Linked DNA regions of Homo sapiens: all the other regions are linked to region 3. The links are chromatin loops, found by intact Hi-C in ENCODE. Cell type or tissue: heart left ventricle. All regions are shown on one strand. Each heading gives the region's core, and the rest is flanking DNA. Links, peaks and the distances in the headings are about the cores only. Region 1 holds the start of LOC107986012 (protein transport protein SEC31-like). Region 2 overlaps LINC00693 (long intergenic non-protein coding RNA 693). Region 3 overlaps LINC00693 (long intergenic non-protein coding RNA 693).

Region 1 (10,528 bases), core at 920-8,919, 150 kb after region 3:
GAGATCACGCCACCGCACTCCAGCCTGGGTGACAGAGCAAGACTCTGTCTAAATAAATAAATAAATAAATAAGGATCAAGTTCTCTGCCCTTCTTCCTGTACATAAGTACATGATAGATTCCATACTTTCCTCTGTATTCTTTCTTTTAAAATGGTAGGAATACAATGCTACAAAATGTTCCAGATTCTTGTCTAAATATGTCTGTTTCTCCCTCTCATTTTTTCTCATTCTCTTTCTCATTCTTTCTCTCTGCCTCTCTCTATCTAGGAAAGGGGTGATAATGGTTGTTTTGGCAACTAATATCCATTTTCTTTGGTCTGATAACAGCACCATGATTTATTTTTCCAAGAATTAAACCCCATCCAAAAGAAACAATTTGAAGGAACCTGCATTGAGGATTCCCACCTTACCTTGGCCAAGAAGCAGCTATCTGACCCAAGAGAGGCCAGTTAGATAACCTTCCCATGAAATACAGGTCTTGAGCAGAGTGGCATAAAGGCAAAAAATGGCTAGGATTTATTTTTCTTATGTCAGCGCCCTTTCAGTACTTTCTACTACTTAAATCTGAGCAACTCTTGTGTCAGCATTTCCCCAAAACTAGTTTTGTCATTTTCCGTTTGATTTTGTAATTACCTTAAAATTTTACAATATTTTGCTCACAGTAAAGCCAGTTTCTATTTCCTGCAACCAAAGAGTCCTAACAGATACAACTTTTTAACTCAATCATTTGTTAAGTCTTAAGATTTGCCACCTAATCTTCCTGAAAAGCCGTAAATATAATGTGCAAAAGCAGAGTAATCCATTTGCTTTCCTAGTGTCTTAGGCATACTTCTGGGGCCTGGGGTAGGATATAGGGACTTTTCATCCTGCTCTTCCTTGGTTTTCCTGATGAGAAAACAGCAGACTATTGACAAGTCAGGATAACTATTTGCTAACCTTCTGCCCACCAAGACCTGAGAACATCTTAAGGACCACAGGGCAAAACCAGGTGGATGAGCAGCAAATTGGTTTGACTGTAGAAAAGTATGGCTGTGTCATTTCCAGTCCCAGAACCCTCTAGTAAACTGAAAAAAATTAGGGAGACTTGAAGCCCCAACTCATAAAATTTATTCACTATTATTGAGCAGCCATTACCTATGAAGCACTGAATAAAAAACTCTATACATTTTATCTCGTTCGAGCCATACAATAACCATAGATGGTTATTGTAAAATAATTTATAATTATTCCTATTTTACAGATGAAAAGGTTAAGCTTTGGAAAGGTTAAGACCTTGTCTAAGGTCAAGAGCTAATAAAAGACAAAGCCAGGATCAAATTGGGGTCTTTTTTTATTTCACAGTCAACAGTTTTAATCACATTGACGTCCTACCTATTGTGGACACGTTTCTGCTTCTGTGCCAGAAGTCAGAGTTCACCTGGCTAATATACAATGTAAAACCAAAAAGGCTTCCATTAGATTTCATGCCACAAACAATCGCCCAAGGGGTTAGGCATCAAAGTGAACTACCTTGAATTTATCCATTGCCTTTTATCCTCTGCCTGCCACTTGAGACTTTGCTGTCCTCTGTGTACTGATAAACCCTATCTTACCTGGAGCAGGAATGTTTTTCAGGTTAAAACAAAAAAGGAAGACCATTATTCCTCACACGTTAACAGCACTCAAGAGCTTTGCCAAACTTGTAACTCCCCCAGGGCTCACTGCAGTTGATGCAGAACTTCAGGGACCTCCGACTTTGCACTTTGCAAGCTGCTCCTACTCAACAGATAAAAGGGAGAGATCATCACCCAGAAGTTAAATTTGACGCTTAAATACCCTCTCACAGAGCCTTTCACGTATAAAGACCACCTTAAAGACTAAAGGAATAGAATGGAAAGCAACTATATGTTACACATTCACTCGAAAAAAAAATTTACTACACAAGTTAACTAGTAGTTTCATGCAAATATTCATTTCTTTATTGTAATATACATACCTTGATTATGTAGGATGTTAATATTAGAGGAAACTGGGCAAAGGATATATCTTTGCACCTCTTCTATAAATGTAAATTTATTTCCAAAATAAAAGGCTTTCATAAATGTAATGACATGCTCGGTAAGAGTCCCTACAGTATGCTCCTAAAGAATCACTGTTAGAACAGCATTACTGATGGAATGCAGTTGAAGTGAGAACTGAGTCATTTTCATCAATGATGTATCATTGGTAGCAACAGTACAGAGTTCCTCTAATCCAAAGCCATGGGAATAACACATCTTGCAAACCAAGGATTTAATAAGAGCTGAGCAAAAAAGAGAGTTTGGTCATAATGCTTCATATCTGGGCCATAAACATGCCTTCTATATATAACACTGTAGTAAATAGTATTGGCAGAGGGGAGGTGAAGCAGGCATAGGGTGTGAGGAAGGAAGTAAAAGGGAGGACAGAAAGCACCATTCATATATTCATGAAAGAGATGAACCTGAAGGAAACAAATAATCATTTTTCTTTAGCATCTAAGATCAGATCATGGGAAGAATTTCCACATTTGCATAAGTAACTTTATAATACAGAGGGAATAAGACACTGGAGTACAGGTCCTCGACACAAGAAACTTTTTTAAACTTTTCCAAAGAAAGTTTCAGAAACACCCATCCAAGAGTTATTTGGTATAACCAAAGCATTTCAGAAGAATTTTAAAAAGCAATGAAAGGATGCAATATTTAGAGCCTGGAAAAAGCTTTCTAAGGAAGTTCTGAGGATGATCAAATCCAGAATCAAGAGCACTTTCAAGAATTTGAAGGTCTCTTACTTAAGGACCATGATCATTTAATCTTCTTTGCTAAGACAAGAAAGAAATATCTCACTAGGTCACCAAAGGTGATTACAATATTATCTTTGGATGTCATTGCAAAGAGAAGAGGCTGCTTTTTGTAAGGGTTTAATATAAACCTGCCTTAAAGCACAGAGGAAGAATAGATGGTCTATTTCAGGTCTGTTTCCTCCCCAGTTCATGGAATCAAAGCAATATAATATGCAGCTGCTTTAATATTTCTTTGAAGAGTATTTGCTAGAGAGGAATCAGGAAACATTATTCTAGGACAGAAAGCACCAGTCACATCATGAAACTTGGGCGTAAAAAGTCCCTTGACTGATCCAGTTTTCTAACCTCTCTTCCTATTTCATAGACTTTCCGAGGACATATGACCATGAACCTGCAATTTAGGAGACAAGCTGATCTGGCACTAAGCTCTGATTTCTTTTCCAATAAGACAACTGAGATAAATTCATAGGAGAATAAATCATGGCCCTAAAGCAGAATCTTAAAAAAAATGCCATTAGTCTCTGATACTTTATTTTCAAAGGGCATATCTACTCACATCCTACTTATAATATCCTTAAGGTAAAGTTAAAGTAAATAATTCAGTTTTTGAAATTTGTATTTTATTGCTTTCATGAATGAAAAGAAAACATAATCATCTGGTACATTATGTTTGTACATTACTGTTTGAAAACCATACTGTGATAAACTCCTCCCCCTCAACCCAAATAGCTTGATAAAACCCCATTTCACTTTATACCAGTTTGTCTTCTATTTATATTTTAATAGAATAATTTGGTCAGACATCCAAAGGACTTCCCACTAATGAAATAAGAATTTTCTAAGAAAAATCAATTTATAACTTGCCTTAGTACCCATCAAAGACAAGAACAGTTATTAAAGTCTGAAACACAGCAACCATCCTCAGACTCCAAAGAAACAGTAGGACAGTATTAGAGGCAAGCAAAGGGTTAACACAGCTGATTTCTAGGTTAAGAGAAAGATGCAACATAATTTTTTAAGACAAACACCTGGAGGGAAAAAAAAAAGTAGTATTTTGTTTCCACCTCAAGAAATTACAGACAAACATGAAGCAAATCACATCATCAGAATACTCAATTATCTGAACATGCTAATTAACTAAATGTAATCAACCCGCTTTCAGTTCTCTTTTCACCTGCTGTCATATTTCTAGTGCACTGCCTTCCTTATTCCTCACAACCGGTAGAACATTAGACAGTCTGCATGGTGCATCAAAGGGAAACAAATAAGCACAGATTTTTGCTGATGGCAGGAATTTCTCATGCTCAGGGCATATGAATCAACAATATGGAAATGGCAGTACTGGCTGTATATTTTAATTATTCTCCACACCTATTTTGCAAAAGACACTTAAAGTTCAATTAGGTAATATGATGCTCAGTTATGGTTATTTCATAAAACTGAGCGCAGACAGTCATTTAAAGTAGTAAATATGCAGTCATGACAAAATTAAATATTCATGAAATCAAGAGCGACTGGAAAGCTGAGGATATCAGAATATTAAAATTCATCATAGTTTTCACAATGTAAATCTTGTATGCATTTGTAAGGCACCCCGGTCGCATCTAGAATGTGTTCAAATTCTAGTTCCTTGGTAAACTGCCATTTAAATAACAATATTGATTTTGGAAGATAAACAACAATTTTGATTCTTAGCTCAGTTTCAAAATGCAAAACAATCCTGAACATTTGCAAATCTGAACTTGTTAAGTGAGCCTGTCTCCAAACACAGAACAGCAATTCAATGTGATCCCGACATGTTTCCAGTATTTATTTAATCCACTAGTATCTTAGGAAAGCTCTAACAGAAACCAAGGCAATCTCCGTTAAGGGGCACTTCATGACACACAATTCCTTTCTAACTAGCAGAAGCGCCCATTTTCCTGCACACTTCCTTAAGTGAGCAAAAGTGAGAAAATAGATTGACTGACTCATTTGGTTCCAATAGTCTGATTTGTTGAACCAACTTTTCCCCAATATTGCCAGCCAGTTTCAAAATATATTAACAAATACACAGTGTACACTTTATACAGATAAAACAAAGCAACATTAGCTTCCACAAAACTAAACTCCGAGTGTGTGAAGGAAGACTGCTCAGAGACAAAGCTGTAATAAACACACCCTACTAATACTACCAAGGCAGTATTTTCTATGCCATTTCCTCTACTTTACAATTTTCTCAGCGGAAGAGACATCAGCACCAGAAAATAACATTCAAGCCATTTCTTACTAGAATCCAATTACCTGAAGAACTCCTCTTTCCACAGCAAGTAGCAGCTATCCCCCGGTCTACAATGACACAGCAGGGCTGCAAAAGATTTGTAGGGCTCATCTGCTGCCAGGCACTTGATCCCTGCCCTCCTAGAAGGAGGATGCCAGGTCAGGAGGAGGACCTCCAGCTTAGAGCGGGGTTAAGCAGGGCACTCCATTCTGCAAATGAGCCAAACTTTGCTCCCATTGTTATCTTTAGGTTGATGTCACCACCCTCCAAGGAGTCTCAGAAGCCACTTGGCAGCTCCTAAAGAAATGTTTCTCTTAGACCCATATCATCCAAATAAGCCTCAGTTAGACTGCGAGGGCAAGCAAAGGTCTCATCACTGCTCTACTGAGGTGCTGTGCTTGCCCAGAGCATCACACCGCATGTACCAGACGACTTTTCTCTGCACACACCGCTGAACACTGAAACCAGGACAGACTTCTGCACATACCCTCCAGTTCGGAAAGTCACTATCGCCCATGGATTCCCTTAAATCTTAAGCCTTCTTCACATCTGCCACCCCCACCCCCACACAAACCAGGGAAGGGGGTTGGGGAGCGGAGGGGTTAAAGTGACAGCCACGACAGCAACTCCTTGGTTTTGTTCAAAAGGTATCACAGCGCCAACACTGTGGACCTACCTTGCTCTCTCCTTTCTCGCCGTTGGGTCTCGTCTCGGGATCGTCGCTGTCCTCAGCGCCTGCACTCTCGCCGGGCAGTTCATCCTGAGCCAGCTGCTGAGGCGGCGGCTGGGGCTGGGGCGGCTGTGGCGGCGCCTGGCAGGCTCCGCCAGCCCCCTGGGAGCGGGGGATGGGCTCCGGGCGCGGAGAAACTCCCTCAACATCCATCTCCATCTTCCCATTCACTGGAGGGCAAGACAAAAGCGGAGTGGAGACTTGGCAGCGGCGCCCGGCAGCTACTCAGCTGCCCGTGGCACGCATGGCTCGCCGAGGAGGGGCCGCCTCCCGCGCGCCCTCCCTTCTGCCACCCTTCGCCCCCGCTCCCCGCAGCTCCGCTCGCCTGCTTGGCTCCGGCCCTGGCGGCGTCTGGGCCGGGGTGCGCGAGGAGCGGGTGGCCGCGTGTCCTTGGAGCGCTGGCCTTCAGGCGCCCCCGGCAGTCCCGCTAAGCAGAGCGCATCCCGGCGGCGGCGGCGGCGGCGGCGGCGGCGCCTCCCAGCCGCGCTCCCAGCCTCAGGGCCGCTTGGGTACTTGCTCTCCAGCCCGGCCCACGCTCCTAGCCGCTTTCCAGCGTCTCTTGGGGCCCCTTGGCGTTTCTCCTCCCTACCAACCTTCTGAACAAAGTTGCTGGAAGAACCAACCTGGTCGCCGGGCTTTGCCCGGCGAAGCTGGCAAGAATAGGGACTCTCAGGTGCAAGTGAAATCTACCTTCCCCGCCCGCTGACCAAGCGCCGACCCTCAGCCTTACCCCCTCCCCAACGCAAAGGAGCCAAGGAAAGGAGGGATCTCCGACCTGTGCGAGGTGGTGGCGGCGAGGACTAGAAAGAGAGGAGCGTGCGGAGGGCTGGTGCGCCCACCCCCAACCCCAGGTGACCCCCGCCTCCGCGCTGGCCCTGGTCCCCTCCCTCTCCCGGCCGAGCGCGCCTCCGGGGTCAGTCCCTCCGGGCTGCGCGTGTGTGTATCCCAGAGCTCCGCTCCGGGGTCTGTTCTGCCGCTGGCGGCTCCGCGCCGCACAGCCCTGCACTAAAGAACTGGAGTAGAGAAGGAGAAGCCAACGGCAAATTCCGGGCAGGAAGTCGACCTACCCTTGCCTCTGGCCAGGTCGCAGGTTAGAACCGGGAAGGGGTGGGGCCCCTCGGGGACAGCGAGGACGCGAGTCTCGCGGCGCGCCGGAGTTTGGCGTAAAGGTCGGCAACAGAGGGTCGATGGGGTAGGAGGAAGGAGAAGCGAGAAGTCGCTGCCAGGCATTTACTGCAATGTGCCCGGGGCGGGCGCCAGCTGGGCGCCGTCTCTTTTTGGTGGTGAGTTCTGTGCTGGAAGAGCGTCCTCAGCAGGGCAGGGCTCCACCAGGAGGCTTCGGTGGTGACCCCAGGGCAGGCAGTGCGTTGCGTCTATAAATTTAAATAGAGATGGCGAGGGTAGCCTTGGAAATTCTTAAATCAGGGTTCACCACTAGTCAGGTGAACAGGATGACTTCTCAATTTAACACCACTTGATCCTGGGTAGTAGCTTACAACTTCATGGGAACTGCCACTGCAACTCTGCACGTCCAGGAGGGACTTTCAAGCAGCTCTGGAGAGAAATGGCGGGTTATCAAGAACCTGTTCAATATTAAATAGAGCCCATTATTCTGGGCTTTGAATTCCATAATGCTCCCAAATGGATCAGCAGATTAATGAACTATTCATGCGTTTCTTGGCAGAGGATGGCTTTTTTCCCCTAGCATGTATCACAGATCACACTTGCTTGATGAAACTGGAAAATTGCATTGCTCATCCCATGAATGCTTTGCATTAACTTAAACACAACTTTTACATATCAAGACACACTGTCCCATTGATGCAGTTACACAAGAACACATCATTAGGTTGTATCCCTCAATGCTATCTTTTAATCTGACTCTGCATGTGTGACAGAAATTAATTGCCACTTTCATCAGTGTAGACAACCAATCTGGGTAATGCAATGTGAACAAGTTTTTGAAAAAGAAGAAAAAGTTTAGGGACCAAATTACCCATTCTCTTTTTCTTCAGATTTTCTAAAAATCAGATTTCAAGTTCGTTTTCTAAATTGGGAATTGTTGAAAATAGAGTGAGCTCCTCCCCAGTACCTGGTAATAAACCAACAATCATTATAGAACGTTTATAATGGTAAATTAGATTATATGTGTAATGTGCTTAGCAGAGTGTCTTTGTGCATATCGAGCACCTAACATTGTTATACCGAGAACAGTAAGATGATATATGTTCACACTGAGTGTTCATCTGAAGACCTTGATTTACAAAATAGAAGCTACCGGTTTAAATCACCTTTATTTAAATTTCCTAAAAGATATTTGGTATCTTTAGAGAATGAAGCCCCTTCTGAAGACAGGAAGAAAGTCAATAATATTTTGTGCAATAAAGGTTTGAATTTGTCAGGTTTTTGTTTTTTTTTTTTTCCCTACAGTGTAGCAATAAAAATCACATGTCAGTTCAGACAGCAGCAGGAATAGCTGACTGGTAAGTTATTATTCTTCCATGCTTGCTACTTCCAAAATACGTTTGTGAACTTCTTTCAAGGCTTAAATGAAGATTAAATCAAAATAAAGATACAATACTTCAATTAAATTTGTCCTAAATTTAGACATGTCCTTTTAAAGATTCTTATTGTTAAATGCAAATATTTCTCCTTTCTTCTGCCCCTCTATTTTTGGGGGACAGTTTTTTTTAAGCATCTGTCACAAGTAAATATGGACTCGGAAAATATATTACATTTCAAAACTGTTGATTGCACCTAATTATGCATGTAAATTGCTACTTCAAGCATGAAGACAGCTTGCAACATTTTGAAAATTTTGCCCTACTAGTCATCTGAGGTATTTGTGTTACTATTTTGCAGTTGCCTTAAATGACTCTTCATTTCTCAATTAACTTTCCATTAATGATAGGTCTATGAATAATTTTGACCTTTGGCTTTCTCTTCCCAAATGATTTAAATTAGTAAATTAGCACTTTCAACAACATCACCCTTCTTCCTATTTATACCAGACCTCTTGAATTTTTGAGTCACTGAAATTGGAGTTTACAAAAAGGTGTCCTGGGAGAGTAGTCACTCTTAACTCCTTGCTACTAAGTATGATCCATGAACCAGAAGCTTCCCAACATCTGGGAGTTTGTTAGAAGTGCAAAGTCTTGGGCCCTACCCTAGACCTACTGAATCAGAATCTGCATCTAACAAGTGATTCCTACCACATTTAAGTTTAAGAGCCAGTGCTCTGGCACATCACATGGTTGGTCTTTCTACATTATAATCATCTATGGGCACTCATTATTTCCCTAAAAGACTACCAAGAAAGGCTCACTAGGAAAACACAATTTAGCAACTTTTTTTTAAGACATTATATTCCCCACCACCTCTCATCCTCCAGGATCTTAGTCATGCATAATGAAAAGTTTCATGAATTAAGAATTTATCGGCCTGGCATGGTGGCTCATGCCTGTAATCCCAGCACTTTGGGAGGCCGAGGCGTGTGGATCACCTGAGGTCAGGAGTTCTAGACCAGCCTAGCCAACATGGTGAAACCCCGTCTCAACTAAAAAAAATGCAAAAATTAGCCAGGCATGGTTAGCAGGCGCCTGTAATCCCAGCTGCTTCGGGGGACCCCGGCAGGAGAATCGCTTGCACCCCGGAGGCGGAGGTTGCAGTGAGCCAAGATCGCGCCATTGCAGTCCAACCTGCAGAACAAGAGCGAGACTTCATCTCCAAAAAAAAAAAAAAAAAGAAAATTTATCTATATTGTATCTCTGGTAATAAAAGCATACAGTTTTCTAAACTCTAAAGGCATTAACCTAAAATTCCCTTTGTCTTGAATAATAAACTTGATGAAAATATGTGGAACTAGTTTCTTAAAAACTTGTTTATTCTTGACCTTCTTTCTACTTGAGACTTGAAAGTCCACAGTTTCTTTCTGCTGGGATAACTAATGTCTTCGGTTGCAAGGCAAACAGAAGCTGACAAGTGCTTGTCTGTGCAGTGGCAACCTAATAAAGCTACAATAATTTGGAGTGAGTTTGGACCAAATTATGTGCCCCAATATTTTTAGGGACTATAAAAAATTATTACAAGAATTTCTTTAAATCACACAGATCAACAAACTGTTACTTTAAAAGGCTATCTGGTGTCGTACTTCTCACCTTTAATGTATATGAAGTCACCAGGAAAATGTTGTCAAAATGCAGGTTATGATTCAGCCGGTCTGGGTTTGGGTGTGAGAGTCTAAATTTCTAACATCCAGGTAAAGCCAGTGCTTCTAGTCCCCAGACCTAATGGGTTTGCTTTATTACCATTAATGTTTCTCAAGTTTTCATAGTGGGAAACTTTTTAAAATCTTCAATGCCCAGACTACTAGGCCCCAGAAAACTTAAATCAGAATATTTGGGGTGGGATCTAAGCACAAGTAGTTGTTAAACCTCTCCAGGTGATTACAATGTGTAGCCAAGATTGAGAAACAGTGCTGCCTGTGAGTGATTCTCCAAGTGTGATTCCCAAACCAGCAGCAGTAGCACCTGGGAATTTGTTGGAAATGCACACTCAGTGTCCATCCTAGACCTACCAAATCAGAAACTCTAGAGGTGAGATCCAGCAATCCATGTTTTCACAAGGCATGATTTTGATGCATGCTCAAGTTTGAGATCCACTGCTGTGATCAAAGATTCTCCGCTACTGCATGTGAGAATCACCTGGGGAGTGTTCAAAAAACACGACTTCCTC
Region 2 (10,528 bases), core at 752-8,751, 52 kb after region 3:
AGACCAAAAAAAAAAAAAAAAAAAAAAAGTACTGTCTATGGTCATTGACAGTATCACACTAACTCCAGATGTATCAAATTTCTCTGACTCCTCACCTCACTTTTACCTTCTAGGACTCCCTGGCAATTTTTGCACCTAAGTGAACTGTGTCAATGTCAAATTCAAATTATTATTTCCATCTGACAGTGTGCTTCCCTTAAATTGAACTTCTAAAAAAAAAAAAAATTCTGAAAACCCTGGAGGCAAAACACATCACTCTGGGACCACCCCTTTGCATGGACCAAATGGTGGTAAAGGCCGTGGATTTCTGTCTTAAATGCCTCCATCACTTTTAGACTGATCCCATAGGTTACCTGAATTTGATAATGTGGCGCCTTCATGATCACTCCCCTCTAACTCCTGAAGTGCACACAACTCAAAAGGAAAATTAGAATTCAATATGTAGGTAGGGAGGTTAGTGCTGTGCTAGAGTAAGTGAGTAAATAGCAGACTTGGGTTCATAATCTGCTTTGTCATGTAACTGCGATGACCCTACCTGTCCATGAATTCTGAGGAATGCTTTGATTTTCCTTGAGCACAGGTTCCATGGATGGAATCTAGGAAGAGAAGATTGGCGAGAAAAGACACAAGCAAGGTGTGGAGTCCAAGAAGGGGCAAAATTTCCCCAGAGAAATAGGCGATGCCAAAGGAAAGGACAACCCCAAGAAGGAAGGCATTTGAAATTCCACAAGACTATCTTCGAAATAATTCCATTATTTTGAGCCAAAAATGTTTCTGAAAACTTTGACCTTATTATGCATAAGGGGTACTACATTTCAAAGATACACGAATTAGTTCTTTCAGTCACAGACATGGTTTTATTAACTTCAGCATCAGATTACCCAAGGAAGGAGTTTTAAGGGAGACACTGTTTTGAGCTGATAATGATACAGAACGGCTGGGCTCCCCGCTAAACCTCACCCTAGAGCTGGGAACTGAGGCCCTAACTGAAAACAGCTGACCCTGTTTTTCCATCCAAATGTTGCTTTTTTGGCCTGCCCTCCCCCTATCCTGTGCCCATAAAAGACTTCAGCTGGCGGAACAACACAAATGGCTGAGCGTTGAGGATACAAGCGGCTGAGCGGCGGGCAGAGAAGCAACTGAGGATTGGAGACTACAGAGAGACACCACTAACTTCAGATGGTGCAGCTTCAGAGAGTGGCCCTGCCAGAGATGGCCAGGCTTCAGGGAAATATCACCTTCCCATCCCCTTTCCAGACTCCCTTTCGACTGAGAGCCACCCACCACTCAATAAAGTCTTCTGCATTCATCACCTTTCAAACAGTTAGTGTGACCTGATTCTTCCTGGACGCCAAACAAGAACCCCGGTGCCAAAAGGGCAGGGGCTGCCATCCTGACCCTACACTGAGCTGGTTGGCACTTGGCCATCCCCAGAAGGCAGAGCTGAAGATCACTGGTTGTAACATGCTTGGATGCTGCTGCAGGGCCTGCACAGAGCCTGCTCCTGCCAGAGAGGAGCGACCGGCTGGTTCCAGCATTTGTTAGCTCCAGTTCCTGCACTGGCTTGCACGCTCCCTCTGGCGAGGAGTGGCCAGTGGCGAGCTGAGTGAAACAAGCCACTCCAGTTCCTGCCTGCGAAGGGGTTCAAGGGAACTATCCCGTCTCAATATGACCAAGCAGAGTGTTGGTGATGGAGATGTTGATTCCATCTGCCAATTCTGGGCTCTTTGGCAAAAATTTCAAAAACAGACCTTGCATATGTTCATTTGACAGATAAAGCAGTGCACATAGCAATAGACAAATGCTAGGTAGCAGGTACTCCTTCCCTCCTCTTCTAAGATTTTTCTACAACCTCCAACACTTCAGAATCACATTCATCTACAATGTAATAAAAAATATCTATTTGTCTCTGCCCTCACTTCCTGACACAGAGCTCCTAAAACTCTTGTAACTTTCTGAGTGATAAGGGAAATAGGAGAATCCTTTGTTATAATATTTGGCCTTAGTCTGATTCTTAAGCCAGCTTCTAAGGCCCTTGGAATCTCCAGAGTGGTAGCTTTCAGTATGCAAATGAGATGACTGGTGGCCGGGGACCCTAGATAGCTTCAGGATGGGAGTGGGTCACCAGAAAGACCAGGGCAAGATTGAAGAATTAGAACTTTCACCCCTACCCCCAACCTCTATGGAATGGAAGGGGCTGGAGATCGAGTCAATCACCAATGGCCAATGATTTAATCAATCATGCCTAAGCAATGGGGCCTCCATAAAAAGCCTAAATCTAGGGGTTTGGAGAGTTTCCAGGTTGGTGAATTTATCCACGTCACAGGAGGGTGGCATATTCCAATTCCAAAAAGACAAAAGCTCCTGCACTCAGGACCCTTTCAGTCCTCATCCTATGTACCTCTTTGTTTGGCTGTTCATTTGTATCCTTTACAATATCCTTTATAATAAACCAGTAACGGTAAATAAAGTGTTTTCCTGAGTCCTGTGAGCCATCATGACATATCATTGAACCTGAGGAGGGGGTCATGAGACACCCAATTTGTAGCCACGTCAGGTAAGAATGTGGGTAGTAATCTAGGGACCTACTACTGGCATCTGAAGTAGGGGGCAGTCTTGAGGGATTGAGCTCTTAACTCATGAGGTTGATGCTAACTTGAGTTACTGTCAGAATTGAATTAAATTGTGTGTATATCCAATTGGTATCCCCAGGGAACTGGAAAAGTACAATATATGGAAAACTACTCATTTTTTTGTCAGAAGTTTTGTGAGTAGAGAAACTGATTTCTGTTACAACCCATCCAATCACTCATTGAAAAAATGTTTCGTAGGTATCTACCATGTGTCAGGCACTGCTATGCATTAAAGATTCAGCAGTGACCAAAACATATATGGTCCCTTCCTTCATGGAGTTTATAATCTAAGGTGAAATACGGTTATTCATAAGGTCAAAACACAAATTAATACCATAAAATATTGTGCTAAAGACTAAAAAGGGGAAAAAGGAATAAGCAGTATTACTATACAACATTTTCTTGTATGTTAGGGATGTCTTCTATGAAGAAGTAACAATGTTGCTGAGAGGAAAAGGATGTTCAGGTAGTAATAGGTGAAATTAAAGGAGAGCAGAATGCTTCTCACCAAAAGCAGAGACTCTGTGAAGAGTTGGAAAGAACAGGTGGTATGGTCAGGTCCTGAATGGAGGCAGGTGATACAGTAGAATGGTGAGGAAGGTGCAGATGGGGCAGACAAAGTTGGGAAGTCAGGCAGGGTCCAGTCTGGTGGCCCCATGAGTCAGAATACACAGGCCTCCATATTAGTTCATCTAGCACTGTTATAAAGAAATACCTGAGACTGGGTAATTTATAAAGAAAAGAGGTTTAATTGGCTCACAGTTCTGCAGGCTGTACATGAAGCATAGTACCTTCTGCTTCTGGGGAGGCCTCATGAAACTTTTACTCGTGACGAAAGGCAATGCAGAGGCAGGCATCTTACATGGCAGAAGCAGCACCGAGAGAGAGGGGGGAGATGCCACACACTTTATTTATTTATCTATTTAGAGGCAGAATCTTGCTCTGTCACCCAGGCTAGAGTACAATGGCATGATCTTGGCTCACTGCAACCTCTGCTTCCCTGGTTCAAGCGATTCTTGTGCCTCAGCCTCCCAGGTAACTGGGGCTACAGGCATGTACCAACATGCCCAGCTAGGTTTTGTATTTTTAGTAGAGACAGGTTTTTGCCATGTTTTCCAGGTTGGTCTCAAACTCCTGGCCTCAAGTGATGTATCAGCCTCAGCCTCCCAAAGTGCTGGGATTACAGGTGTGAGCCACTGCACCCGGCTTAACTTTTAAACAACTAGATCTCATGAGAACTCTATCACGAGAACAGCACCAAAGGGATGGTGACCAACCATTCATGAAGGATCCACACCCATGATCCAATCACCTCCCACCAGGCCCCACCTCCAACACTGGGGATTACAGTTGAACACGAGATTTGGGTACCAATAGAGGTCCAGACCATATCACCCTCATAGGCTGGGGCAGGAACTCTGGAAGGTATTAAGAGAGAATAATGCCATCTAATTTATGTTTATAACAGATCACTCCAGCTTCTGCACACATAATGAGCCTTGGTCCAAGAAAAGAGACATGTAGACTATGTAGGGTGCAGATTTTCAGGGTGAGGTCTGAGGACCAATGTCATAAACATCACCTGGGAACTTGTTAGAAAAGCAGATTTTCAGAGCCCCACCCCAGATCTACTGAAACAGAAACTCTGGAGGTGGGGACAAGTAATCTGTGTTTTAATAAACCCTCCAAGGTGATTTTGACGCATATCAAGATCTGAAAAACCACTAGTTTAGGGGATTACTACATCATCATGGGAAGAAACTATGGTGTCTTACAGCAGGATGCTGACAGTAGAGATGGAAACCACTAATCCATGAACAAATCCTAAGTACAATCATGCACCATATATAACGATGTTGCAGTCAACAACAGACACATATACGACAGAGGTCCCATATGATTATACCATATTTTTACTGTGCCTATTCTAACGTTTAGATATACAAATATGTACCACTGTGTTACAATTGATTACAGTAATTGGTCCAGTAACATAGTCTAGGAGCAATAGGCTATGCCATACAGGGTAGGTATGTAAGTAGGCGATTCCATCTATGTTTGTGTAAATACACGCTATATGTTCACACAACAAAATTGTCTCATGACACATTTCTCAGAACACATTCCTGTCACTAAGTGATGCATGACTGTATTAATAGATGTTCCCTACAAATTTGGCAGAGGAGAGTAAATGTAGCACTTCTTAGAGCAATCAGGAGAACAACTGAGTAAGTCAGCAGGTCTTGCAGCACAAAAGGCAGCATGACTGTCTTCCGCATAACTCAGTTTGCATGCTTGAGGCTTTCCTACCCCTAAGGACTTCGGCACTTGAGATTCCTTAAAAAATTGCTACCTCTAAGAGCTAATATTTGAAACATAATTATATTCAGTTCCATTCAACAAGTCTTTACTGAGGACCTGCTGGGTACAGCGTAAGAAACAGAAATAACTCCCACCAGGAAGACCTAGAAAATGATCATGGAGAGGTGGAGGAATTCTATTAAATAGAAGGCAGCAATTGTAGCATAAAAACTGATATAAAAAGCAGAGAAAGGAAAAGTGCCCGCTTGGTGCTTAAGCTGTCCACCATATTTTGCTGGTATAACTGTTCTTTTTTCGGTCCCTTAAAACCCATCCTTCCCCAAACACACATGTATGCATATATGCAGGCACACACCCATAGATATGTCCACTCACTCACAAATGCACAGAGAAGTAATAACATGTTGCACCTCACTCTTCTACAGCTAAAATGGCAAACGCATCAATTTTTGCTTTCCGGAGGAATAAGAACCACCAATTTCATGAACATAGTTTCTTCTATAATCTTGACTTTTAGAATGAGAATGGAACTACTTACAAAAGTGAACAACTGTCTTAGATCAGGTCCCAAAATGCATCCATCCAGAACACGAGATTTGTGGAAAGGGTATTAGTGACCACCCAGTCTGACCTCCTTTAGCAGGAAATGTCAAGGGACTTGCCTAATGTATTGTGTCACAATATCCACAACAGACCTGAAACAAGAGCCTACCTATTTCTCTCAACTTTCTCATGTTACCCTCACTCCCTTCCAAAGAGTCATTACACTGAGAAGGTACTCATTTATATAAAAATATTTGAGTAAACTTCATTCAATGAGCGTGAAAACGTACACTGTAGAATATTCCAGCTTAATCAAGAGGCAGTCTGTTCAAGTAACTCCATGCTCTGAACATTCTGGCTAAGATTTCACTCTGTTTCCTTAGCCACTGTTCTACTCTCAGGGTAAGATGTGCTTGCATGCCGTGAAGATAATCATTAGAGGGATTAGAGACATTTCTGAGTGCACAAGAGTGACACAGAAACCAAGAGAGGCTTCTTCCTTGGCAACATCAATTAGGCAATCCCAATTGTCAGAGTGAAGTAACATCTTACTTCAAACAGAACAGAGTTGGGGAAAAAAAATACACGACAAACATCAAGAAAGCAGCAGTAGCTCCAATAATATCTTTACACAAAAACAAACTTCAAACCTGAACAAGTCTATCAGTCAACATTTGTTTGTCCTTTTTTTTGTTCTCAAAATGAAGAACAGCTGAATGGAGCAGGGATTTTGATGGGGATAGATGGTTTCTATAATTTGGTTCCCCAAAGTTTATTTGTTCTGGTCATTTTCTCTCATTTATCTTAACAGATCAATATCTGTCTTCAGGTGCTCCCCCACAATTTAGCAATCTGAAAAAGAATGAGTTTCTGCAGGAAAACTGTGACTTATTGGTAGAGTTTGGGTTGGGTCATTCACAGCAGATTTGAGTTTGGGGAAAGCTTCCTGAGAAGTACTGATGCCAGTGCACCTGCTAAGTTTAAGATCAAATATTTACTCCATGGAGAATATAATCATTTTTTAATTAAGGAAGCTTAGACATGAATAAAATAACAGAAAAAAATGTATGATTTCTATTCAGTCCTAAAACTGTCAATGACAGAAAATGACTTCCCACGAAGACTGGGAGCTCCCAGCCACTCAGCTATGTCATTCCAGGCATTTTTGGTAACCCAGAAATGCTGTGGCTATGAACGGACTCAGGGAACTGTCCTTCAGGGGAATCTCTTTAATAGATATGTTTTAGGTGCCTGTTTTGCCTAAGGAGGCAGAGAGAGACCTAGTGAGAGAAAATTTAAAGCAACAGAGACAGAGAAAAAAAAAGAGACAGAGACAAGGATACACTGAAAAGAAAAAGAAAAGAAAGGAACAGAAGTAATGCTGTCCAGGCAGAGAGCAGAACACACACACACACACATACATACACACACACACAGAATGGCTGCTTCAGTATTCTTAGTTCACATGCCTCCACCATCAGATGTCCCATTCTCTCTTGTCCTTGGTATTCTTGAGATCCACTTGTGTCCTTAAATGTAGGCCTCTCACAATCAATGCACATGGAAAAGAACGATCCTTTATCTTGATTATTTTGTGGGCACTGATTTTAATTTTTTTCAGTCAACTTGACTCTACTGATCTATATTATGAATGATCATAATCCAACTCACAAATATTAGACTCACAAAGTAAGCAAATACGGTTAGCTCACTCCTTTCCTAAAATCCACTGATGCCTCTCCATTGCTCAGAGAATACAGCTCTGTTTCTCTAACCTGTCTCACTAAGCCCTGCAGGATCTGACCTCCGCTCACCTTTTCAGCCTCTGTTGTCACCTCACCCCACCTCAAACCGTGTTCCATGGACAGAACTATGGACTTCTCTTCATTACTCAAGCCCACCAGGATCTTGTCTCTTCTTCAAGGCTCTCCCTAAAACCTCCACCCCTCCCTCAGGATCCCAAGATTCACTCACCAATCCAATCCCTGGCCCTCAGCAAGTAGAGAAAAGCATTCTCTAAATCTCCTCAACCCCAGTTAGCTACTTTTCTTATGTATCCTCTCAGGACAGCACAGTTGCCCGAATCACAGGCTCTCTGGCCGTGTTGTAACCATCTCCTGACTTGCCTCTCTCCCCACCATGGGATCATGTCTTCCACGTTCACTACTGCTTGCCTAACCTCAACACTGAGGATGATATTTTAAAAGTACAAATTTAGGGTCATTTTAAGCTAAACCATTCTTTGGGGGGGAGGGCAGTTGTGTGTGTATAACAAAAAGGAATTTTCACTAAAAGATATAAGTTAAAGAACTGAATACTTCCAGTATTCCTTATGAAGTTCCATGTCAAGAAATATCTCACTGCCAAATATGAGATTTAACGGTCAAAACAATTCTGGACCAGTGCCATTTGCTTGGCAATGGTGGGAGGACTCTGGGGGGATTTTGCCCTCCATTTTCAGCCAACCTACTGCACAGATAATCAGATTAATTCTCTGAGGTTGAGTTCCCTGGGAAACAGAGCCTAAGACTCTGAGATTTGTGTGCCAGAGGTTTGTCGGGAGTGCCCTTGGGATAAATTCTGGAGGAAAGGGAAGGAAGCGGGATTAGGTAGAGAGAGGACCTATACTGTGATACACTCTCAATAGAGGTCTCTGGATTCAGTGGGGAGTTTGAACGCTTGCAAGGTCCTTTACAGTCGTCTTAAATTGAAGCAAGGGGCTGGGCACTGGTGTGCTAGATAAAAGGTTATTGGATACTCTCTGCCCCTTTCCTCCTGGGAGCAATCACAACCTTGGGCAAAGCAATTCCCAGAGGCAGTGAGCAACTGGGCAGAGAGAATGACATGTGAGAACAGTGTCCCTCACTAGCTGCAGTTGAGAAAATGAATGCCTGGGTCCTAAAGCAGGCACCTGGGCTGCACATCACAGCATCTACTACACTATTTCATCAGGAAGAGAAAGAGGTTCTGATGCTTTTATTACTTATCCCTGGTCAGAACTCATGGGTACGGGGTTATCAATTACAACATCCCTTCAACCAACTGGCAATACAATCGGATATATTTCTCCTTAACATTCCTACAAGGAAATATCTACAGAGCTAGCTCGCATTTTTCAAATAAAAACATAGCTCTATCAAGAGGCTTTTGGTAGTACAGGTGTTCGGCTTTGGTGAGGTGAAAGGTGGGGCTGAAAAAAGAAAAGTTTGGCAGACTTAATTAATAACAGTAAACAATAGCTATACTTTATTTATTCCACAGGCATCCCATGAAAAGGGAACTGAATCCAAATGAGCCTGGATGAATCACAAAGGTCCAGGCCCTCAAAGGGAATTTTCCTGAGGAACTAGGAGAGCATACATAGAAACTCCATGCGTACTTTTTAGCTGAATTGAATGAAAGCTTATGCAAAATTGTGGCACCCATACTTTTATTCTGAAACAGTGAAGTTTTCAGTTCTAGGTCAGTCTTTTAAAGACAAATTAATAAAGATGTTCTGGGGTTTGAGAATTTTAACAGGAGATACAGAAAATAGCAGAAAAGGAAGACTGGTCTTAGAAGACTTGAGTAAGACAAAGGAGGTAAGGGAAGGTAGAACCTTAGTATTGCATTCTGGCTGTGTCTGAGCAAAGGAAGAAAGCTTAGAGGCGTCTAAGAGGGGCTGACAGATGCAGGCCGCAGGAATGGCAGAAATCAATAATATGAAGTCATAAAACCAGACAGGCATTGAACATTTAGATGGCAGAGCAGACCCAGAAAAAAATTGCAGTGTGCTGTGTCAGTATCTGCAAAACAAACAAACAAAAACCATAAAGGTGACATGCTGCAAATGTTGGCAAGGGAGATCCTGGAATTACTTGCTACTCACTAAAAATGTGTAAACTGTCAGTGAGATAGTCCTAATTTATGGTACTGTCTTAAGTTACTTTAGTAACATAAAATTTTAAAGGCTTGCATAGACTCATTTGGGACTTCTATTGCCCATTCTTAGTTTTGAAATAATGGCCTCAACTGTGAATTCTCTTACGAAGGTTTTTAATACCTAATTTCTGTGTTAGGTAGAAGCCATTGCATGTACACACATTTTACTAACGGACATACACACCATCCACTTGCAGCTCACCAAGCTCCCTAATGTGCATGTTTGTCCACAAGCTCCTAGACCCTGACCATGAGTGAGCTACTGGGACCAGAAGGATGGTAATCCCAGCTCTGTCATTTACTATCCTTGAGATCTTGCAAAATTCCCTTAACTACAGAAAGACACAGCTTTCTTATCTCTTAAATAACATAGGAATGAATATTTGAAAAGCCCTGTCCATCTTGCAAGGCTTTCTTAGAGTTTCAAATGAGATTTTATAAGTGAAAGTCACTTATAAACTTTAAGATGCAATATAAACATAAGAAATTATGGTGGCATGTGTAGAGAGTATAGGATTCTGCTCATATTATGTAACGAGTATAGAAATTATCCAGCAAAATTGGTGAGAAAAAAATAGTTTAAATATAAGTTCATTTACATTTGGCCATTTTTCACCCTAATAATACAAGCTACCACAACATGAAACATAATAATAAATGAACTTGCTCATGGTTACTGTGGAAATGCTTTCATAAAACAGCTATGTCTGGTGTGATTTAAAAAAAAAAGCCAATATTTACCAAGTGCACTTAATATGGGCTGGCACTATTCTAAGAGTTTTAGATGTATTAAAACTCATTTAATCCCCATTACACCCCTATGAGGAAGGTAATATTATAATAGTAAACTCACTTTACTAATGAGAAATCTGGGGCTCAGAGAGGTTAATTTGCCCAAGATCACATAAATAGGAGGGGTGGCACCAAGAGCTGAACCCAAGCAGTCTGGCTCCTAACCCAACACAGTGATATACTAGAGAGAGAGAATATCAGCACTAACATTGAAAAGTTGTAACTGTGGGAAGGAGGTAGAAAAGGACGGTCAGGGAAAGAAAATATTTGTAAAATGTTAATCTGCTTAATGTTTTTACCTAACCTCTTCCAAGTGT
Region 3 (10,528 bases), core at 824-8,823:
TTCTTGTTTGTTTGTTTGTTTTAATTATTGTTGCTCCTCAATCTGCTTCTTTTTTCCTCCTGGAAAATTTTTTTATTTGCAATTTAAGTGTCTTGGAACTATCGTCTGTCTCTTACATTTTTCACTCAAATGTTTGCTCCTTTGTATTTTTGCTCTATGCTGTGAGATAATCCATATATTTGATCTTCCAGGAATCTCAGAAGAGACTATTTTCCTTTCAAATTGTCTATTGAATTTTTAAATTTGCAAAGCATTTTTAATTAATTCTAGAATGTAAGAATTCTAACTGCATGTCCTTTAAATCATCTTACTTTTTTGGTAAAGTTTCCATGTGTCAATTCTATTATTTCCATATCAATAGAAAAACATTTTCAAGTGCTTCATTTGGCTGTTTACATAATTTTAGTTCTTTCTCTTTTCATCAGCATAGTGACATTGCACTTCTTATGCATGTGAAGTTAAGGGTGACTTGATTTTGCCATTAAAACGTGAGAAATGTGTTGCATGTAACTTCAGGGCAGAAGCTTTAAGAGCCAGTGCATATGTCAAATTTTCTCTCTGTCAGAGCAACCACCATTGTTCCAGTAAGTGGCTTTTCTATCACCCTGAATCTGTAGTAAGGATGTTAATGCCATGGAGAAGAGCCCTCCAGGCAACCCTTGGTGAACAGTGAACATGGACCTTGAGTGAGAATTAATCTTATTTTAAGCTATTTAGTTTTTGGGGTCATTTGTTATTGCAGCAAAGTCTAGTATATCCTGACTGAATTAGTCTGCTTAGTCTTCCTCTCAGAGCTGAAATTTTGCTTTTCTTCTCACTGTTGAGTGCTCCCACAGTAACTTGCAGAGATTAAGCTGTTGGATTTTCTCACGCAGAGGGAACCCATGAGTCAATAGAAGGCGTATATCTTATGTTGTTAGGCCAGCTGTGAATGAGCTTGTTCTTCTCCTGGGATGTGGGAATGGTTCCTTTCTAACATCAAGTTTTTTATTGTACAGGTAACGTTCCTCTTTTACATGTGATGACTGGAAGACATTCAGCCTTCCCATGTAGTAAAACACTATGTTTAAATTGATCCAGCAGGATAGGGAACCCTGCGAAGAGCAAAAGCAGCAGGCAGGAAGGTGTGGGCTCCTCACAAAATCTCAAAAGTCATCATCTCGACCCACCCAATAATTAAGGTAAAGCAAGTCTTTTCTGTTGCTTACTTCTTGATTCTTGACCAATATCTTTGAGAAGGAAGCTTTGTACCTGCTTTCTTCCTAGAACTCTCTGGAGAATGTGGAATCACAGACATACCCTCAAGTTTCCTCTAGTCTTCTTACATTGGTTATTGTGATGCTCCAAAGAGAAGTTAAGAGGGATAGGTGGACAAAATGAGTGATAAATGCAGTCATCTTCACAGAATCCCCAAGAAGATTTAAAGAGAATAGGAAAGATGCCAGGTGCTCAGAAAGAAATGAATGTTCTGGTTTTCAAAATAAACGGGAAATGAGAAATGGAAAAAAAAACACAGACTCCAGAAATTGCTGACCTTGATATCAAGCCTCAATACAATTTTAATATGCATATTAAATAAATTGTAGATGCTTCAAAAGAAGTGATTATCAAAATTAGCATTGGTTTGCCTAGATATAGTTGCTAAGCCTGGTCAACTCAGGAAAGTACTATAAACACAAAACAAGAAGCTCAGTGAAAGATTTTACTGTTTCAAGATATGCTTTTAAAGAAGAGAGAGAAATGACTAATAGTAAGATGGACTAATGGCTGGTTGAAAAAAATATTTTCAAAGAGTATTAATTAATGACCTCAAGTCAATGTGGAAGAAAATCTGTACAAATTGCAGAAAGTTGTTATCCTTTTCAACGACATATATCAATGTCAGGTACAATAGAAGAAATTTGGATTAACAGAAGCTCATATAAATAAGACCCGGAAACTTTAGTTAGCTACAGGGTCATGATACTGCACAAATGATATGATTGCCAAAATGATATGATATGATTGCCAAAACAGCATAGGAAATCTTATGCTGTATTATAAAGACGTTCAGAGTCTAAGAGCTAAGCAAGGTGAGAATCAGAGTAATAGATTTTATATTGACAAACCCATATGATGCCTTTCTGCTAAAAAAAAAAAAAAAAAAAAAAAAAAAATGGAGGCCCTTCCCGTGCAAAGACAAAACCCTGAGCCAAGGCATGTGACTTGGTGGGTTGGAGTGCAGGCTGGAAGTTAGCATACCTTTTCCTCCTTTTTCAGGCACTCTCACAGAGCACACAATATACACAACTACAGGGCAGCCTTGGTAACCAACTCCTATACATTGCTCAGACCTCAGCTAGAAGATTTTGCTCTGAACTGAGTATTCCTTTTTAAGGGAGACTTTCAAAGTAGGATTCTTTCAAAGATGAACTGAATAGCAATTAGTCTGAAAAATAAGTCATAAGAAAAATGATTTAAAAACCTGAGAAAGATAGGCTTGATAAGAAAAAACTCAGGAGACCGTAATAGCAGACTTCAACTATTTGAAAGGAAGGGGATTTAGATTTATTCTGGGTAGATCCAGAAGGTCAAATGAGGACTAGCAGGTAAACTAAAAATGCCTTGTCTGTGGTGAGTACTCAAACAATACGTCAAATCAAAATTATAACAAGATGTGTTTTCATTTAAATTAAAGTGGTATTTTCCCATAAATATGGCAACTCAAAAATGGGATGGCTTCTTTTAAAAAGAATAGGTCTCTCATAAGTAAAGAATTAGTTCTATTAGTCAAGAATTTTATAGAAGAGCCTCCATTAAACACAGGTTTAACCAGCAGAACTCTTTCAAGATTCAGTACAATTTCATAGCCTACAGTGTTGACTATGCACATATAAGGAAATATAAGAGATACAAATATAAATCAGGTGCATTTTCTGCCTTGAAGTAGTTCATCTTCTAGAAATGGAGACATACACGTACACAACTATAATGCTAAGCTTTAAACAATTATTTTATGTATGCTACCAGTATACAGAATAAACCTAAACAATAGACACTACCTATTTTATTTTTATTCTCACCTGCCAGAATTGAAGACTGAATGATCTAATAATTTGCCATATATGTTTATTCTCCTAAGTGTTTAACCCCATTATCTACACAAAGCACAATTTAATCACAAGATACCACTACAGTCTATTTTACTCTAAGGTATAAGAAAACAGACCTGAACACAGTGCCTGATGCACAATTCTCATTCATGTTTCAATATTTCATGCTTCTTAGGGATCCCATACATCTGGCTTTCCCAGGAGGGTCCGGACTTTGCCTATTGTCCAGCATAATGACTAACACCACTCCCTTCTATCTCACAAGTGTCCGATTTGGGCAGTAAATTATAGGGTCACCCTGACACTACCCTACCTTCCTAATGCCCTATGCTCTACTTTGTGGAATATAAAGAAAGAAACACAAAAGCACTAAGTGTGTAGTTGAGAATTGAACACAATACTTTACCGTTATGAACATTACTTAAATGCCTTTGATACAAAGCAGATTAAAATAGTAATCCAAGCAAAATACAAAGTGTGGTAGAAGGAAAGAAAACCTCCAACCAAAGACAAGAGAAAGCCTCTCTGAGAAATAGAGAATTTTCTTAAAACAGAAATGGGGGCTAAAATTTCAGTAAGTGGAATGGACATTCCAACCAGGATATGAAAATGCTTTAATACTCATGTTTATTCATGCATTCTTTTATTCACCTAACAAATGAGAATATAAATAAAATAGGTTCAAGGAACACTATATTATGTATGTAACAAAATAAGGAAATGGAAATATCAGGTTAGTCAGATATTCCTTTTTTTGTTGTTGTTAACAACAGAAATTAAAATGGAAAGAAAATAAGAGCAAATAGGTTTCCAATGTATTTTACATATTATTGTTAGCAAATGTGATGCAGTATAACTACCTTAAAAAGTAATGGTTTGTCCCTCAGAGGCTTTTTTCATTCAAGTTATTTTTTTCCTCTTTCTCCTTCCTAGGGATTTATGATTTAACAGGCTGTAATAAGCAAGATAAAGCCATTCATCATGCAGGCTTAATGTGGGAAAGTAAATTTAACTTGGTGAGCTTGATATATAAATATTGGTCTTTTTGGGAACACACAGAGCATATTTACTTGAGTGTAAAATCCAGGCTCTATACTATGTCCAACAAATTTCTAAGGTCTGAGGTACAGGGGAAGGGCCTTTAGTGCTTTAGGTTATGGAGACTGTTGAAACTACTACTAGGGGTGGAAGAAAGGCATTTTGTGTATTCTAGCTTTCCTAGCCTCTGCTTTTTTGAGGACATTTTAATACCAGTATATTTTATCTCAGTGTTTATATCTATATTTCAGAAAATGAAAATTAAAATCTAGTCATCTGGAAATTTCAGTGTTGGTTTTCTGTTGGTGGATTTTTTTTCACACGGACTTTTGGAATGTCCCTGCTGATAACAGAGCAAATGAAGATGGCATTTTATGACTTTTAATGCTATGTCTAGACAGCTTGTTCATAGGTCATTAACCATACACCAAAAGGGCTTTAACCATACACCAAAACCATACACCAGAAGGGCTTTAGGTGGTAGATCAGGGAACTGCCACCAGAGGGGGCCAACTGAGGCTGTATAACAACCAGTTACCACAGACAAAATAGAGGTGTTGGCAGGCTGATCGGTCAAAGGGCAATGACTTCACTTTTATTCATTTTCTCCTTGTGATTTCAACATTCTTTAGATAAAGCTGAGATTTAGAATGAGAAATTTGGAAAGGTACCTACGTAATACATTTAAACCTCCAGTACTAAAAGCTATGCTTAAAACTCTCAGTGGATATGTTCCAATCTTATAATTTAAAATATCCTGGGATAATTTTTTTAAATTTTAACATATTTAAAATAAAATTGGAAGGCTGCATACATGAATAACATAACTTTCATCAGAGGTAGTGATTTCAGTCAAATCATCATCAATATCCAAAATTTTGGCTAAGCCAAAATAGAAGCTATCTCATTGTCAGGCTCAGCTAGGGTAACTTAACTTAAATACAAAGAATGATAAGAAGCCAAGTTATCAAGGAATGCTATGTCATATCTCTTCTTTTCCAAACGTCTTTAAAACAAGTATGCTATATCCAGTTACTAGAGATGATTCAGTTCAACTCAACAGACAATGTTAGATGCTTACCGTATGATAGGCTCAAGGTGCTGGAGAATGAAAGTTGAATAGGAACTTCCCTCAATAGGCTTACAATCTTCTGATTTAGGGTATCAGACTAATATAAAGGCAAGGAGATCGATTTAAATTATTAATTTTCAATTTGCCTAACTGCTTCAACTACTATATGCAACTATATGTACTGTTTGAGGAAGATATACACAAACTATGGTAGTGAAGTCACCTTTAAGGAGCTCAGGAATCTAGACTATACACGAGATATAAACATAGAGAAATATGACAAGACAATACTCTATGAATCCTGAAAATACCTTCTTTAGTTCAGTTGATGATATAGTCAAAGTGGTCTCCAAACTTGTCAGAGAAGGCTTCAGACAAAGGATGAGAATGAAGGGAAGGTTGGATTCAGGAAGACTAGCAGGCAGCATTCTAGGAGGTTAGGGTGAGTGGGGAAAAAATCACAGGAAAGAAATCTATGCAATTTTCTGGAAATTAAAGTAGGACAGGAAAAGTAATGAAACAAATGCTACAGTTAAGAGGACAAAAGTCTTCAATGATAAGGCCAGAAACATTTATGGTAATGGTAAGATAAATTAAATAACTGGAGCGAGGGTGAAAAAATAAGCTATGAATCAGTGTTATAGACTTTTGATGGAAGTTTCCAATTCATAGAATCAGGCTGTTTACAGCTGTGATGGTTGACCTCATCATTCTCATTGAGCGTTGATGCTGAAAAGAAGACAGTTACACTGTGAAATGCACCCAATACAAGATACTAATACATACATTCCAAGAGGTGAAAATTCAGTCCAGGGAACCCAACTGTAAATTCTTTATTCTGTGATGGAAAATAAAATCTTTGCATGTTTTGAAAAGAAAATTTGAGGCCGGGCGCGGTGGTTCACGCCTGTAATCTCAGCACTTTGGGAGGTCGAGGCGGGTGGATCACAAGGTCAGGAGATCGAGACCATCCTGGCTAACACGGTGAAACTCCGTCTCTACCAAAAATACAAAAAATTAGCCGGGTGTGGTGGCGGGCGCCTGTAGTCCCAGCTACTCAGGAGGCTGAGGCAGGAAAATGGCGCGAACCCGGGAGGCGGAGCTTGAAGTGAGCCGAGATCGTGCCACTGCACTCCAGCCTGGGCAACAGAGCTAGACTCCATCTCAAAAAAAATAAAAATAAAAAAAAGGAAAAAAGAAAAGAAAATTTGAGCATACAATTAATACACTATACACTCTAACTTGTCACCCCAAGTAGATTAGTTATTTCTATCAATTTTAAGTACATTAGAGATCTCAAGCAGCAAAATAACTCCTGTGTTATAAAAGACATCATTAGTCAGGTGTATTAAGCCCTAAAATGCCAAAAATAATTCTAAGACTCTTTTAAATTGTTGGAAGACTAGGAAGTCACAGAAGTGTAACTTACCTTATTGATAACAGTAGAAAAAAAAGTGAAGGGAAAAAACAGAATAAAGAGGTGACCATGTCATTTATAACTGTATCTGTTTATTTTCTTTAGGGTTTAAAAGTATCTCCATGGGTGATAATTTCGACAGCTTACACATTTTTTTTTTTGACATATGGCTGACAAATTACTCTGGAATAAGATTTGGGTTTTTCAAAATACTTAGCTGAATGAGTCAGAGAAGGTACATGATTAGGGGGAACCCTTCGGCACCAAAATATATTGATCTTATCATTGTTCCTATACAGATAATAATGCACAAAATAATGTGTTCAACCTACATTTAGAAGAGAAAATTTTCATTCTAGCTTTCCAAGTTGAGAATCTATTAATTGCATTTAAAAGCTTGAGAAAGTGTTCTCCAGCCCCAACTGTTTCCTCTTTTAAAATATATTTCTATAAATAAGGCTATCAGCCTCATTTTGTTTACGATAATGGGATTAACTATTTATGGGCATAAAAACAGGTTAAATACCAATCTTCATTACCGACCAGATGAAAACAATTCAATAAGTGCTTTTGGCATTTTTTTAATATGGAGGAAGTAACACATTATTCGAGATAGTTACTGACATTTTTCAGAATGCTATCAATGCAAACCTATCCTGAAAGTAACAGAGATAGGATAATGAGATGCAGCTATTGCAAATTCAAGGTGCTGAGGGATCGAGGAGCAAAGCAAGCCTTTATAGTGGATCTTTCTGTCTGGTGGCAGCTGCTTATCAGAATATACTTCATAAAGTAATTATGTTTGTCCGTTAACTTATTTATTTGTTTCCCGAATATTGTCAGGTATTTTAAGAGGAAAAGGTCCAGCAGTATCTATATACCAAACAGTTTTCCAAAATAGTGAGCCATAAATCAAAAATAAGCTGTTTCCTACAAGATTTTTTAAAGCAGTTTTCTACTCAAATAACATTGGCAAAAATAAAATAATAGGAATTAAATTAGACTATTCTGGTCATTTTTCTGCCTCATGATCTGAAAATTTTTCTAAAAACGCACTCTTCATCATGAATGAGTTGGGATGAGGTTTATACTGTGTCCTTCATTGTACCCAGAAGGCCAATTCAACATTTAGAAAGTCTTTGATCCTGTGAGTCAGCATTATGAACATATAGAAGAGAGTTTTTGATCCATATCTTATTTTTGCCTGCCATATAGATTCCTCTTTCTCTGTATCCTTTCTCATTAGGGTATAGTCATTGATACATCCTAAAATCAGCTCAGAAGGAATTAATTGTCTCTTCTACCATCACCCTGCCCTGTTTTCTCTTCTATTTAGCCCCTCCTATCTTATTACCTTCTCCTTTTCTCATAAAGTGCCACTATGAGGATTCATATCATTTTGTCCATAAGCCTCTGATATGTTGGCACCTCTTTATGAGTGCTGATCTATTAAACTATCTTTACATTGCTGGAGATAAGAGAGCAAAGTGAAAATATTACCCAAACAAATAAAGTCTAATGCCAGCACTGAGCTCGTAGCCTGCCTTAATTAGGATCATTTATATATAACAGGTAACTTATTGAAGACATAACCTGTGTAACAATTTTTCAGGACCTTAGTCCAATTTGTATTTTATCCTGGACATTTGTTACAAGAACTTAGTGGTTCAATGAGTAAAAATAAATTCAGGGACTTCTATTCCAATCAAGACATGTATAAGAGTAAAAAGACTTTGGAAACACAATGTTAATTGCAAATCATCAAATTAACTACATACAGATTACTAAGCAAGTACAATAAGTTTTTCAGTTAATTAGAAGCATAAAATGGAAGTGTTATTTTGTATTTCATCATCAATCCTTCCCTATTAAAGAGATGATAAAAGTAAAAAAATGCTAATTTGTTAGATCCAGAGATCATCCTAGGATCATTGGTTTTCAACCACTTTGGAACCAAACCTACTCCTTGAGAAGGCCCCTTTCTAGCATCCCTAAAATCTACACAGGACAATATAAAAATCACTCATTATAGTCCTTTTACCTCACTTAATAGAAAATGACTCTGAATTCCAGGAGATCATATGCCTTGCCCAATAACAGACGCATGGCTAGTTGAAGCAGAGGACTCTCTTTCTCCTTTTACCTCCTCCCTTTCATCTTTGTATTTTACATATTTGAACATTACAGGGAGATAGGCTCCATTTGCCTAGGGGAATGTCTCTTCTCCTCCATACTGGTTTCATGCCCATGGTTTTTTTTGTTGTTGTTGTTCTGTTTTATTTTGCACTTACTCTCAAGGTCACTTTCTCCATTTGGGTCTACTTGGCCCCTTTAGTCTCCACCCTTTGCCTCCCAGATACAGATCCCATCACTCAGGGCCACACATTAATTTTTTATAAAACTCTGTGTGTCATTTCTGCTCACACTTACCTCACTTATTAAATGGTAAGGGCAATTATTTCTCACCTTCACTTTTCCTAATGAGAAAAAACTGACTTCTTGGGACAATATTACTATATAACTATCACTCCAGGACAAAAAAATACTTGTTTTGACTGTTTTTTGTTTTATCCCTCTCCTCCTCTACCATTTTTAAACATTTATCCCAGTTATGTAAAAAACACACACAAAGTGACAATACTACAATTGATGTGGTTTATATGTGTAAGTACTACTCCTAATCTCAGTATGGTTGGCTGTGTTTGGAATTAGTGGGCCATCCCATCTACCTGATTACCCAGAAATTTCATGGGCTCACTCATCATCATAACTGCAGGAATTGCCCAAGATGTCTTGCTTAAGATTTAATAAGCCTGACCTGCTTGTGTGGATACTAATTCCCTACCAGCCAGAGGTGAGCCCAAAATAAGAGCCTTCACTACTACACTGTAAGATGAAACCTTCTTTTATTAGTCCATTCTCACGCTGCTGATAACGATATACCCGAGACTGGGTGATTTATAAAGGAAAGAGGTTTAATAGATTCACAGTTCTGCAGGGCTTGGGAGGCCTCAGGAAACTTATAATCATGGCGGAAGGGGAAGCAAACACAGCCTTCTTCACATGGCAGCAGCAAGAAGTGCAGAGCGAAGTGGGGGAAAAGCCCCTTATAAAACTATCAGATCTCGTGAGAACTTACTCACTATCACGAGAACAGCATGGGGAAAACTGTCCCCATAATTCAATTATCTCTACCTGGTCCCTCCCATGTCCTGTGGGGATTAAGAGAACTATAATTCAAGATGAGATTTGAGTGGGGACACAGCCAAACCATATCACTTCTTTACTTCCCTATTAAAATGATCTTAATTGTAATCATAATTATAGAGATCTACTAGTCACATGGCTTACAAACTGCATATCTGCCTTCCTTTTTTTTTTTTTTTTTTTTTTTTTTTTTTTAGACCAGCCATGTTTTTTATTGACCTTATGGTACCTCCTGCTTTGGGCAATGAATGCTCTATGGCATAAGGACTAGACCAAACTAGTAAGTAGCAACATTGTTGATAATCCTGTACTTAAGAAAGTGAGAGTGGTGGTGTCCCCAGAAGGTTTATAGAAGAGCAAACCATGCTTTAAAAAATACACTTAATAATAATCAGCTTTAGGAACAAAATAAATACACAAACTCAATCTACTGTCAACTTCAATAAACACAAAAAATATAACTGCCACTAATGGCAGTGGCAGCTACTATAAAAATTAAAAGTACTAAGTCAAGAAGAAAATTCTCAATATGGAGAACTGTCAGTAGCAGTATTTTTTGTTAATTTTTTGCTGCTCCTATTCAAGTGCCTTAGCAAAAAGATAGTTTCATAGTTTAGGGGTGTTTCTTTTTTTAACCTTAATTAATAAATTAATTATGGCTAAAACCTACACATTGTTTACATATAAGGCAGAAATGATAAT

What was found. Hi-C counts contacts between places; a loop is a spot of excess contacts. Peaks named below come from ENCODE experiments on the same cell type or tissue, not always from the same donor. Only the 100,000 strongest peaks of a DNase experiment are listed, where the experiment ranks them.
Region 1: a loop joins it to region 3, with 2.5 times the contacts of the local background. A loop is called at or near these places in 4 of 110 quality-filtered maps.
Region 2: a loop joins it to region 3, with 1.9 times the contacts of the local background. A loop is called at or near these places in 23 of 110 quality-filtered maps.

What each region holds. Positions count from the first base shown.
Region 1 is chr3:28,571,709-28,582,236 of GRCh38, reverse strand. It overlaps LOC107986012 (protein transport protein SEC31-like), which reads left to right and starts at 5,910. Exons shown (of 3, transcript XM_047449399.1): 1 at 5,910-6,884; 2 at 8,225-8,277. The coding sequence starts at 5,910. The coding sequence ends at 6,500. LINC00693 (long intergenic non-protein coding RNA 693) reads right to left here and starts at 6,959. Exons shown (of 5, transcript NR_038840.1): 1 at 6,862-6,959; 2 at 5,741-5,964. In heart left ventricle, for the core only: no CTCF peak of the experiment used is centred there; DNase peaks (open chromatin) are centred at 5,846, 6,246 and 6,936; H3K4me3 peaks cover 2,315 bases; H3K27me3 peaks cover 1,673 bases.
Region 2 is chr3:28,668,749-28,679,276 of GRCh38, reverse strand. All of the region lies in intron 2 of LINC00693 (long intergenic non-protein coding RNA 693), which reads right to left. Among named protein-coding and RNA genes, the nearest start is that of LINC00693, 99 kb to the right of the region's middle. In heart left ventricle, for the core only: no CTCF peak of the experiment used is centred there; no DNase peak of the experiment used is centred there; H3K27ac peaks cover 207 bases.
Region 3 is chr3:28,721,160-28,731,687 of GRCh38, reverse strand. All of the region lies in intron 2 of LINC00693 (long intergenic non-protein coding RNA 693), which reads right to left. Among named protein-coding and RNA genes, the nearest start is that of LINC00693, 150 kb to the right of the region's middle. In heart left ventricle, for the core only: a CTCF peak has its summit at 4,625 (motif pointing right); no DNase peak of the experiment used is centred there.